Linked DNA regions of Homo sapiens: region 1 is linked to region 2. Evidence: chromatin loops called from intact Hi-C (ENCODE). Cell type or tissue: breast epithelium. All regions are shown on one strand. Links, peaks and the distances in the headings refer to the core of each region. The heading gives the core; the rest is flanking DNA.

Region 1 (5,372 bases), core at 78-5,077, 260 kb before region 2:
CAGAGAACTGAGCTCCATGCTCACTGCCGTGTGATATGGCTGAGCTGGGCTGACCTAGCAGGATGGGTGGTCCTCTCAGCCCTGCCTCTGCCTTGTCCCCTTAGCTGGTCACCCAGGACAGCCATGCTGGGCTCTGTCCACATGCACTGACCACCCTCCAGGACAGAGCTGCTCTCGGCGCCCAGGGTGGAGCCACACATGCAGGGCCTCATGCACCGTCGCCCCACGTTCACTTGCAGACAGGCGGGCATTGCAGCGGGAGCCCCGGGCACAGGGCAGCGTAGAGGCAGCTGTCTCTCAGCACTGTCCCCTGGGCAGCAGTGCCTCCCCAGAAGCCACTAGCCTCACTCTTTTCTAATCACAGCCCCCTCCCGCCTGCGCTCTGGAAAGGCCTGTCAAATGGAGAAGACGTGGGAGGGCTCTCCCGGGGTGCTGCCTGCTAGACACGTCCACTGGGCTCATGGGAGGAGAATAGACTGCCCTCCCCGAGGACGCCCTGGGCCTCCCCAGAAGGAGGGTTCTCTGGCTGGGAAGGCCAGGCTGCTCACCCTGTGGGTCATGAGGAGGCCTGGGGAAGGCAGTCTCCAGCACCCTGGAACCTCTGCCGGGTCCCCAGCCCACGTTGGAGGCACCGACAGGGAACTCAGCAGCTCAGCCCAGGGAGGATCTGGGGTCACCCCTGTAGCCCTCTGTGTTCTGTGGCCAGGCGTTGTCAGCTTGGCCTGCCCTAAGCTCTCACCAGCCTTCAGCTCAGGCTGGAGCTGCAAGGAGGTCTTGGGGTCGCCTAGCCCTCATGGGGTCTGCCCATGGTCACAAGCCAGCAGGTGGGCAGAAGCCAACTTGGGCCTCTGGCTCTGGCCCCGCACAGCCCAGAGGAGCAGGTGGCCAGTGCCGGCCTTTTCCCTCACAGGGTTTGAGGCCAGGGGAGGAGGACTTTGCAGAAACAACCCAAGAGGAAGCCTTGAAAGTCTCCTCAGGGTGCATAAAACCCTCACCCACTCCAGAGCGGCTTGTCCTGGGGGGATGCTCAGGGCAGACATGCATGTGTAGGACTCAGCAGCACAGACCACCGTCTCCATGCGGCCCCAGAGGGGCAGGGTGTGTGTCTGCCCCAAGGGCCTCTGCCTCTCTGGCTCTGCTCCTCAAGGCTCTCCTTTCAGGATTCAGACCCCCCAGCAGCAGGCCCAGTGGCTCCCTGTGGGCCCAGGCCATTCTTAATGGGGGTCTCCGGACCCCCAGACCTCGGGGGCCAGGACCAGAAGGGCTTGGTGTAGCCCAGGGGCCACCTAGCCCAGCCCCTCCTCTTACAGGCGAGGAGCCTTGGGGGCTGCCTCCCTGCCCTTGTGGTGGGCTCTGCTGGGATGTGACCACACGGGAGCAGGGGCTCCCGGGGGCCTGGCGGCCTCTGGGGCGGCTCTGGAGCCCGGCCAGCGGCTGCGTGCAGCAGGGGGCTGCATGCTGGCAGGAGGGACGGGCGGGAGCGGGCGGGACGCTGGTCGAGACACATCTACCTTGTTCCACCAGCCCCATGGTGGTGCCGGAGGCCGCGGTGGACATTGTGGCCGGAGCGGTGGTCTGTCTGCCCACTGTTAGCACCGGGTTAGAGACGAGGGGAAGGGAGGGGTGGGCGGACACAGACGAGGGGTGGGCGAGGTAAGGGAAGAAAAGAGACAAAGGAAGCAGAAGAAGATTAGAGTTAAAGTTTAGGTGACAGATGGTTCCAGAATCCTTTGCTCAAGAGAGTGAAAACAAGATTGGACTGATTGACACGGAAAAGCATTTGCCTCCTTTCTCCTTAGAAAACCCCAGTGGGGGCTTCTCATGCCCAAAGGGTGTGGTGAGCACACAGCAGACAGGACAGTCCTATTAGTGTTGGTGTGACCGTGTGCACGCGTTCCCGGCATTACAGCATCACAGCAAAAGTAACAGGATGGCGGGTGGGGGGCACCAGATGCAAACGGACAACGAGAGAGACGGATCACAGACGCTCGCACACGGAGTGTCGGACGACGGAGAAGCCACAGGTACAGCTTGTCCAGACCTGGGCTGCCGGCTCCACTCCGGGGCTAACATCATGCCCGATGGGTCTGCCAGCGCCCTGGGCCTCAGGGGTCTATAACAGACCCCACCCCCCTGCCAAGAGAACTTGCTTCCCAACCACCCACCCTGAGCAGCCGGGACAGGAGGCTGCAGCTCATCCAGAACTTGGAAGGAGGCCCCCGAGCCTCCCGCATCACCCCGCATCCCTTCTGCCCACCTCCCGCACAAAACACAATGTTCAGAGCACTCAAAATGACAAGGAGGCCACATAGATGCCCGACAAACGCCTGGACAGACACACACGATGCTGTGAGCCCCAGTGGGGCAGCACAGACGCTCGTGTTCAGGGGGTGGAGGGACACAGACCCAGCACGAAGGTGATGGCCTCGGGGGGCTGGACCCTGTGGTATCACCCAAGGTGGGAGCCCAGCGGGGCCAGGTGGGCAGTGGGTCTCAGAGCTGAGGGCAGACGCCGAGGGCAGGCCTGCCGCAGAGGAGGAGTGGAGAGGCTGGTGAGGAAGGAGGCGCTCTCCTGCGTGGGCCAGCAGGGAGGGGGCAGCGCCTGTCTCCCTGGAGAAGAAAGGCTCACCTGAGAAATTCCGTGTGGCCAGCATGGTGGTGAGGATGGCTCCCTGGGGAGAGACACAGATAAAACCGGGGCTATCCCATCAGTGTTCCCTGCTGGCTTCTGGCCAGGATAAGACCCCTGTCCTCCTGCCCAGATGCTCAGCCTCATTGTCATGAGGCTGACATGACCTCAGCCTTCCAGAGAGGCAAGAGCTCCAGGAAGCCAGCAGCCGCACTGAGACAGATCACCTATTTCCAGAACTACACACACCCTGGGCCTAAACCTGTTGACCAACTACAGCTTCTAGCTGCTTCAAGACCCCTCAAGCCTCAGGGGTCACCAGAACAGCTGGTCACCACGGCAGCTCCTCTGGGGTCCAGCTCCCTGACAGCCCCTTCTTTTCCTGACAGGCTCAGACAGGGCAACAGTCCTGGGGCTTCCGGGGAGAACTGCTCAGAGACCAGCAGAGGGCAGTCAGGCAACAAGTCCCCATCCCGGAACCCACAAGTAGAGGGACTGCCAGTGTGCGGTCACCGGAGCCAGCCCTGACCAAAGCAGGCAGGTTGGATACCCTACTGGGACCCACCTCCCTCCCAGAACTCCCCCAGCCCACCCAAGACCAGTGTGTGTGGCTCTGCTCTCCTTACCAAACCTGTCTGAGCCGGAAGCTTCGGACTTGCTTGTACTAAACAGTGTGACTGCCAGAGGGTGAGTGCTGCCTGCAGAGCCCGGGTGAGGAGCCCACAGCGAGCGCTTCAGGACAGCTCCTCCAAGGGCTGCTAGGAGGTGGCACAGACAACTAGGAGGAGCCACACCTGGCCCAGGGCCCCTCTGGACTCATTCCCAAGCTGGCCTGAGTTCACCTGATGCATCCAGTCTGGGACTTGCTAACAGTCAGTCTTGGGGGCAGCAGTAACCCCTAGGTCTGCCCAGACCCCCCAAGGCCCCCCTGCTCCAGCCCAGAGGGACACAGAGAAGCATGGCCGTGCCTGGGACTAGGGGCCAGGGCCTCACCTTGAGCTTTCTCCTGGCATTGAACTTTTTCAGACACTCCACAGTCTCCTGTCTGTGCATCATGGATGCTACCGTGGAGCGTTGCTGTGGGGAAATGGGTGGTCATATGGCAGCCGAGCCCGAGGCACAGGGGAGAGGCCAGGGTGGCAAGGCTTGTGGCACCCTGGGGTCCCCACTTGCCAAGAGCCACCGGCCACCATTGCGGCAAGGGTTGTCTGTCCCCACCCGCCTGGGACTTCAAGACTCGTCTCTCCCTTGCCTCGTCCACTCTGCCCCTCACAGACAGGACTGCAGTTGGGAGGAAGGGATCACCTCTACCCTCTAATGCCTTCCAAGCCCCAGGCCTCACAAACGTGCTGGTATGTCCCAAGCCAGAGGCCACAAGGAGCACCCAGGGGACCCAAGGGAGCTCTTGGATGTCAGGAACAGGACCCTCTTGGGGTCCTTGCCAGGGGAGTGGTCTGAGGCCATCTCCACCAGGAGCCCCCTCCCCACCATGGGCACCAAGGGCGACTCACGCAGACCCACGGGTGCTTCAGGGCCTCATGGGCTGTGATGCGCTTGGCAGGGTTGATGGTCAGCATCTGGTTGATGAGGTTTTTGGCTTCAGGAGTGACGGTGTCCCACTCAGGGGACGGGAACTGCAGAAGGAAACAGCGCCCCGGCCGGGCCTGAAGCTCCCTCTCAGGCAGGGGCAAGAATTCTCCAAGGGGCTTCATCTCCAGCCACGAATCTGGGAGAGCAGGACCCAGGACCTGGCCACAGGTGGCTTCACCCCACTCCTAGCCTCTTCCCACGCTGCCCTCACCCGGCCACACCTGGAGGAAGGGAGCTCATCAGAGAGGGGCTGGTGCACTCACGTCATAGGCACCAGCCTTGATCTGCTGGTACAGCTTGTGCTGGTCCTCGTCCCAGAAGGGTGGGTAGCCCACGAGCAGGATGTACAGGATCACCCCTGCGGATGGGGCCTGTGAGCACCGCAGCCACTTGCAGGGTGCCACCGTCCATGAAGCCCATGCCCTGCACCCTCACTGCCTAGCTCCTGTGGCCCTGGGAGGGCATTGGGGTCCTCAGCATTCCTTTGCCCCCACCTGTGCAGCAGACACTGGGGTAGAAGGGCACAGCCGGCCCCCTGACCTCTGCCCCACACCCACACTATCACAGGGATGAGGGTGATGTCAAGCCCCTCTGCTGCTCCCCACCTCTGTGGGAGGAGACCCCTACCCAAGGAGGTGGCCCTGCCCATGGCCCAACAGCCCCTGACCTCTCTTCTCCACTCCCATCCACCCACCACACTTCTGGACCAGACCTCTGCTGAGCGCAGGCGAGCACTGGGGTGCGCCAGGTTCATGTGAGCAATTCTAATCTGGGTGGAAAGGGGGCTCTTGGCTGTGTGGGCAGACCCCTGCCAGGGCAGCTCAAGGGCAGGTCTGACACAGATAAACCCAGATGAGAGCAAGACGTGCTGGCCACTGCACACTCCAGGATGTAGGTGGGAAGTCCTGAAACACCCGAGGCCCTGCCCCGCACCAACTCAGGCCAGGCCTCACCACATGCCCAGATGTCCACAGGCTTGCCATACGCCTCTTTGCGAAGGACCTCAGGGGACAGGTAGCCTGGTGTGCCAGCGAAACCTAGAGAGAGGGGAAGAGGCCACAAGGGGCTGTCAGCATCACCTCCTGCCCTGCCAACTGCCAGCCAACACACCCTGCCCCTGGCACTCACCAAACCATGCCTGCTGGTCCCCCTG
Region 2 (5,372 bases), core at 153-5,152:
CTATGTAATAATTGCTCTTCAGAGTAATCAGAGCAAAAGAGCCCTCTGTTTATTTCAGTCATTTATTTAATGGATATTTATTGTGTGCCTATGTGCCAGATGCTAGGTGCTAGAAACACAATGGTAAGCAAAAAAATAAAGTCATTGCCCCCTATAGCTTACAGTTTAGAGGAGGAATCAGACATGGGGGAGCCATGTAACCCCACCAATGAATTTTCATCTTCAAACTGTGATGAAGACTAGGAAGGAGAAGGATATGGTATAGTGGGAGCACATAACAGGGACCCGACCAAGACTGGGGTAACAGGGCAGCATCCCAGTAGAAGTCACTTCTGATCTGAGATCCAAAGGAAGAGGGATGGGAGGGAGCAAACTAGGACCATCTAAATCCTTCTTGGAGATTTTTCTGGCTGTAATTGACAAGAAAGAACTCTCTTCTCTGGGATGAGAGAAGCCATATCATCTGCTACATGGAGGAAGCCCATTTTTCACTTGAGAGAAGGAAACCAACCCATAAAGAGAAGCAAAAAACTACTGGGCTTTCTAAAAGACTTTTTTAGGTAGTTATAGGTTCACAGCAAAATTGAGAGGAAGATACAGAGATATCCCATATACCCACTCCTGCCTCCACACATGCATAGCCTCTCTCATTCTCAACATTCCCCATCAGAAGGTACAAAATGATACATTTGTTACAATTAATGGTGCATTTGTTACAATATCACCCAGAATCCTTAGTTTACATTAGGGCTCACTCTGGTGTTGTACATTCTATGGATTTGGACAAATGTATAATGACATGCATCCATGATTATAATATCATATAGAGTGGTTTCCCTGGCCTAAAAATCTTTTGTGCTCTGCCCATTCAACTCCCCTAACCCCAAACCCTAGAAACTACCGATCATTTTATTGTGTTTATAGCTTTGCCTTTTACAGAATGTCATATAGTTGGAATCAGACAGATGTAGACTTTTTAGATTTGCTTTTTCCACTTAGTAGTATACATTTGAAGTTCCTCCACTTCTTTTCTTTTCTTTCTTTTTCTTTTTCTTTTTTTTTTTTTTTTTTTTTGAGATGGAGTTTCGCTCTTGTTGCCCAGGCTGGAGTGCAATGGTGTGATCTCGGCTCACTGCAACCTCTGCCTCCCAGATTCAAGTGAATCTCCTCTCCTACCTCAGCCATCTGAGTAGCTGGGACTATAGGCGCCTGCCACCACACCCGGCGAATTTTTGTATTTTTAGTAGAGACAGGGTTTCACCATATTGGCCGGGCTGGTCTCAAACTCCTGACCTTGTGATCTGCCCACCTCGGCCTCCCAAAGTGCTGGGATTTCAGACTTGAGCCACCGTGCCCGGCCCCTCCATGTCTTTTCATAGCTTAGCTTGATAGCTCATTTGTTTTTAATGCTGAATAATATTCCATTGTGGGGATTAACCCATTCACCTACTGAAGGACATCTTGGTTACTTCCAAGTTTTGACAATTATGAATAAGGCTGCCATGAACACCCATGTGTTGGTTTTTGTGTAGACATAAGTTTTCAACTCCATTGGGTACATACCAAGAAATGTGATTGCTGGATCATATGGTAAGATATATTTAGTTTTAGAAGAAACTGAAGAACTGTCTTCCAAAGTGGCTGTACCATTTTGCATTCCTATCAGTAATGAAGGAGAGTTGCTGCTTCTCCACATCCCTACCAGCATTTGATGTTGTCAGTGTTCCAGATTTTGGACATTCTAATAGATGTGTAGCAGTATCACATTGTTGTTTTAATTATCATTTCCCTGATGATATATGACATGTAGCATCTTTTCATATGCTTGTTTGCCATCTGTACATCTTCTTTGGTAAGGCTAAGTTTTTAATTGAGTTATTTGTTTTCTTATTATTGTATTGGAGAGTCCATTTAGATTTTAAATAAAAGTTCTTTATCGGATAGATCTTTTTCTTTTTTATATTCTGAAGCACTTCACAAATGTGCATGTCATCCTTGTGCACAGGCCATGGTAATCTTCTCTGTACCATTGTAATTTTAGTATGTGTGCTGCTGAAGCCAGCACAGATGTGTCTTTCGCTAATATCTTCTCCCAGGCAGTGGCTTGTCTTCTCATCCTTTTTAAATTTTATTTATTTATATATTTTTTGAGACAGAGTCTCGCTCTGTTGCCCAAGCTGGAGTACAGTGGCACAATTTCAGCTCACTGCAACCTCTGCCTCCTGGGTTCAAGCGATTCTTGTGCATCAGCCTGTCAAGTAGCTGGGATTACAGGTGTGCACCACTGCGCCCAGCTAATTTTTCTATTTTTAGTAGAGACAGGTTTTCACCATGTTAGCCAGGCTGGTCTCAAACTCCTGGCCTCAAGTGATCCACCCGCCTTGGCCTTCCAAAGTGCTAGGATTAAAGGCATAAGCCACCGCACTTGGCCATTGTCTTCTTCTTCTTGACATTGTCTTTTGCAGAGCAGAAGTTTTAAATTTTAATGAAATAACACTCATCATTCTATTACTGCTAAAAAAAATTTATTAATTACAGTTTATCAGTTATTTATTTCATGGATTATGTCTTTGGTGTTGTATCAAAAGGTCGCTACACCCAAGGTCATCTAGGTTTTACCCTATGTTGTCTTTTAGGAGTTTTATAGTTTTGAATTTTACATTGAGGTCTATGATCCATTTTCAGTTAGTTTTTGTGAAGGGTGCAAAGTCTGTGTCTAAATTTATGTTTTTGCACATAGATGTCCAGTTGTATCTGTATCATTTGTTGGAAAGACTGCCCTTTGGCTGGGTATGGTGGCTCACACCTGTAATCCCAGCACTTTGGGAAGCCAAGGCGGGTGGATCACCTGAGGTCAGGACTTTGAGACCAGCCTAGCCAACATGGTGAAACCCCATCTCTACTAAAAATGCAAAAATTAGCCAGGCATGTTTGCAGGCCTTTAGTCCCAGCTATGCAGGACACTGAGGCATGAGAATCACTTGAACCCAGTGATTCTCATGGTAAAGGTATAGGTCCCATTGAACCAAGATCATACCAGTGCACTCCAGCCTGGGTGACAGAGAGAGACTCTGTCTCAAAAAAAAAAAAAAAAAAAAAAAGTCTACCTTTGCTTCACTATATTTATTTGGGTCTATTTCTAGACTCTATATTCTGTTACAGTGATTTATTTATCTGTTCTTTACCAGTTCTTTCACTGTCTTCATTACTATAACTTTATAGTAAGTCTAGAAGTCAGATAGTGTTAGTCCTCTGACTTTGTTTTCCTTCAATATTGTGTTGGGTATTCTGGGTCTTTTGACTCACCATGTAAACTTAGTTAGCAGTGAGATAACTACTCCCGATGCCTGAGACTCCAGGTCTCACTCTCAGCTGATGTCTTTGGTCTTAGGTAAATTTAGTTACCCGGAATGATGACTTACTTCTTCCTTACTGCATAGGCAACCTTGGTTATCTGAGATGATGATTGTCTTCCTCAAGGGGAGTATGACCTTTGAACCCCATTTATAACTCACTTAAAAATGGGTATGGACAGCCTGGACAACATACTGAAACCCCATCTCCACTAAAAATACAAAAACATCAGCTGGGTGTGGTGTCACACGCCTGTAGTCCCACCAGTTACTCAGGAGGCTGAGGTGGGAGGATAGCTTAACCCTGGGAGGCAGAGGTTGCAGTGAGCCGAGATCGCACCACTGCATTCCAGCCTGGGAGGGAGGGAGGGAGAGAGAGAGAGAGAAAGAAAGAAAAGAAAAAGAAAAAAAGAGAGAGAGGGGGAGGGAGGGAGGGAGGGAAGGAAAGAAGGAAGGAAGGAAGGAAGGAAGGAAGGAAGGGAGGAAGGAAGGAAGGGGAGAGGAAAAGGATGTTAGGTTGATAGGTTTTGACTGTGTCCCCACCCAAATCTCATCTTGACTTGCAGTTTGCATAATCCCCATGTGTTGTGGGAGGGACCAGGTGGAGATCGTTGAATCATGAGAGCGGTTTCCCCCATCCTGTTCTTGTGGTAGTGATTTAGTTCTCACGAGATCTGCTGGTTTTATAAGGGGCTTCCCCTTTCACTGGGCACTGATTCTTCTCTCCACTGGTGCCATATGAAGAAGGGCATGTTTGCTTCCCCCTCTGCCATGATTGTAAGTTTCCTGAGGCCTCCCCAGCCATGCTGAACTATAAGTCAATTAAAACTCTTTCCTTTATAAATTACCCAGTCTGGGGTATGTCTTTATTAGCAGCATGAAAACAGACTAATACAATGTGTATAGAAAGGTTTCAAAGAAGCAAAACCTTAGTAAGAATATTTGTGTGATGGGGGGAAATTTTTGTATATTTCGTATTTTATATGCTTGTAACATTTAAAGTATTTGGTCTATTAGTGTAAGAATTGTATAATTCCAATTTAAAATGGTATTTCATATAAGCTTAAGATTGTAAATTGAAATGTTGCTAAATCTATGTGCAGTGTTACAACATCTATAAAAACTTTATATTAATGATATTCCATAAATTTAATTTATTAGGTTTAAAAGAGTTAAGTATATGGGAAGATTTTGTTTCTTATGCAGAGTATTTAGGAAGAAAATGGAGACTATTACCTTTATAAATGCAGTTAAAATATGTTCAATTAATTAAATTTGTAAAGAGCCTAAATATTTTCCAAAGGTTACCTTTAAAGTAGTGATTAAATAGAAAAACAGAGGCTTGTACTATTGATTGAAATTAAGGCTGTTGAGGCAGCACTAATTTGATCAAGGTTTATTTGAAGCCAAATGTGAGAATCCGCTTAGGAAACACACCAACAATGTTAGGAATGTTCCAGTCTGTTACAAGGTAGAAGGCTTTTATAGGAAAGTTTAGGAGAAGGGAGGGGACTCCTCATACAAGAGTTTTTTCCTCTTTCATTTGAGGGTACAATACAGAGGTTACAATTGTTGGATACAGATTGCAACATACAAGCTAAAATGTCTACATGCAAGACAATCAATAAAACTTTATGATTCAGAAATAAATCAGTGTTCTTCCCAGTGTCAGAGGGTTACACATTAATCAGTACATCAACAATTTGAGGAACTCATGGTAAGATGCTTTCCTTAGGGACAAGATGTCACCATGGATCACAAGGCCTTTCCAAGGTAAGTATATTAGTCTGTTTTCACACTGCTGATAAAGACATAGCCTAGACTGGGCAATTTACAAGAGAAAGAGGTTTAATTGGAGTTACAGTTCCATGTGGCTGGGGAAGCCTCACAATCATGGTGGAAGGCAAGGAAGAGCAAGTCACATCCTACATGGATGGCAGCAGGCAAAGAGAGAGAGCTTGTGCAAGGGAACTCCTCTTTTTAAAACCATCAGATCTCTTGAGACTTATTCACTATCAC

Evidence for each region. A loop is a pair of places that touch in the nucleus more often than their neighbours do. Peaks named below come from ENCODE experiments on the same cell type or tissue, not always from the same donor. Only the 100,000 strongest peaks of a DNase experiment are listed, where the experiment ranks them.
Region 1: a loop joins it to region 2, with 4 times the contacts of the local background. A loop is called at or near these places in 6 of 110 quality-filtered maps.

Annotation. Positions count from the first base shown.
Region 1 is chr7:44,238,078-44,243,449 of GRCh38, forward strand. It overlaps CAMK2B (calcium/calmodulin dependent protein kinase II beta), which reads right to left. Exons shown (of 24, transcript NM_001220.5): 7 at 5,348-5,372; 8 at 5,173-5,256; 9 at 4,483-4,577; 10 at 4,141-4,263; 11 at 3,623-3,706; 12 at 2,630-2,672; 13 at 1,512-1,586. Among named protein-coding and RNA genes, the nearest start is that of YKT6, 40 kb to the left of the region's middle. RefSeq lists enhancers at 2,800-2,999, 3,160-3,229, 3,250-3,349. In breast epithelium, for the core only: CTCF peaks have their summits at 3,058 (motif pointing right) and 3,264; DNase peaks (open chromatin) are centred at 3,084 and 3,364; H3K4me3 peaks cover 550 bases; H3K27ac peaks cover 399 bases.
Region 2 is chr7:44,501,815-44,507,186 of GRCh38, forward strand. It overlaps the pseudogene RNU6-1097P. Among named protein-coding and RNA genes, the nearest start is that of NUDCD3, 14 kb to the left of the region's middle. In breast epithelium, for the core only: no CTCF peak of the experiment used is centred there; no DNase peak of the experiment used is centred there.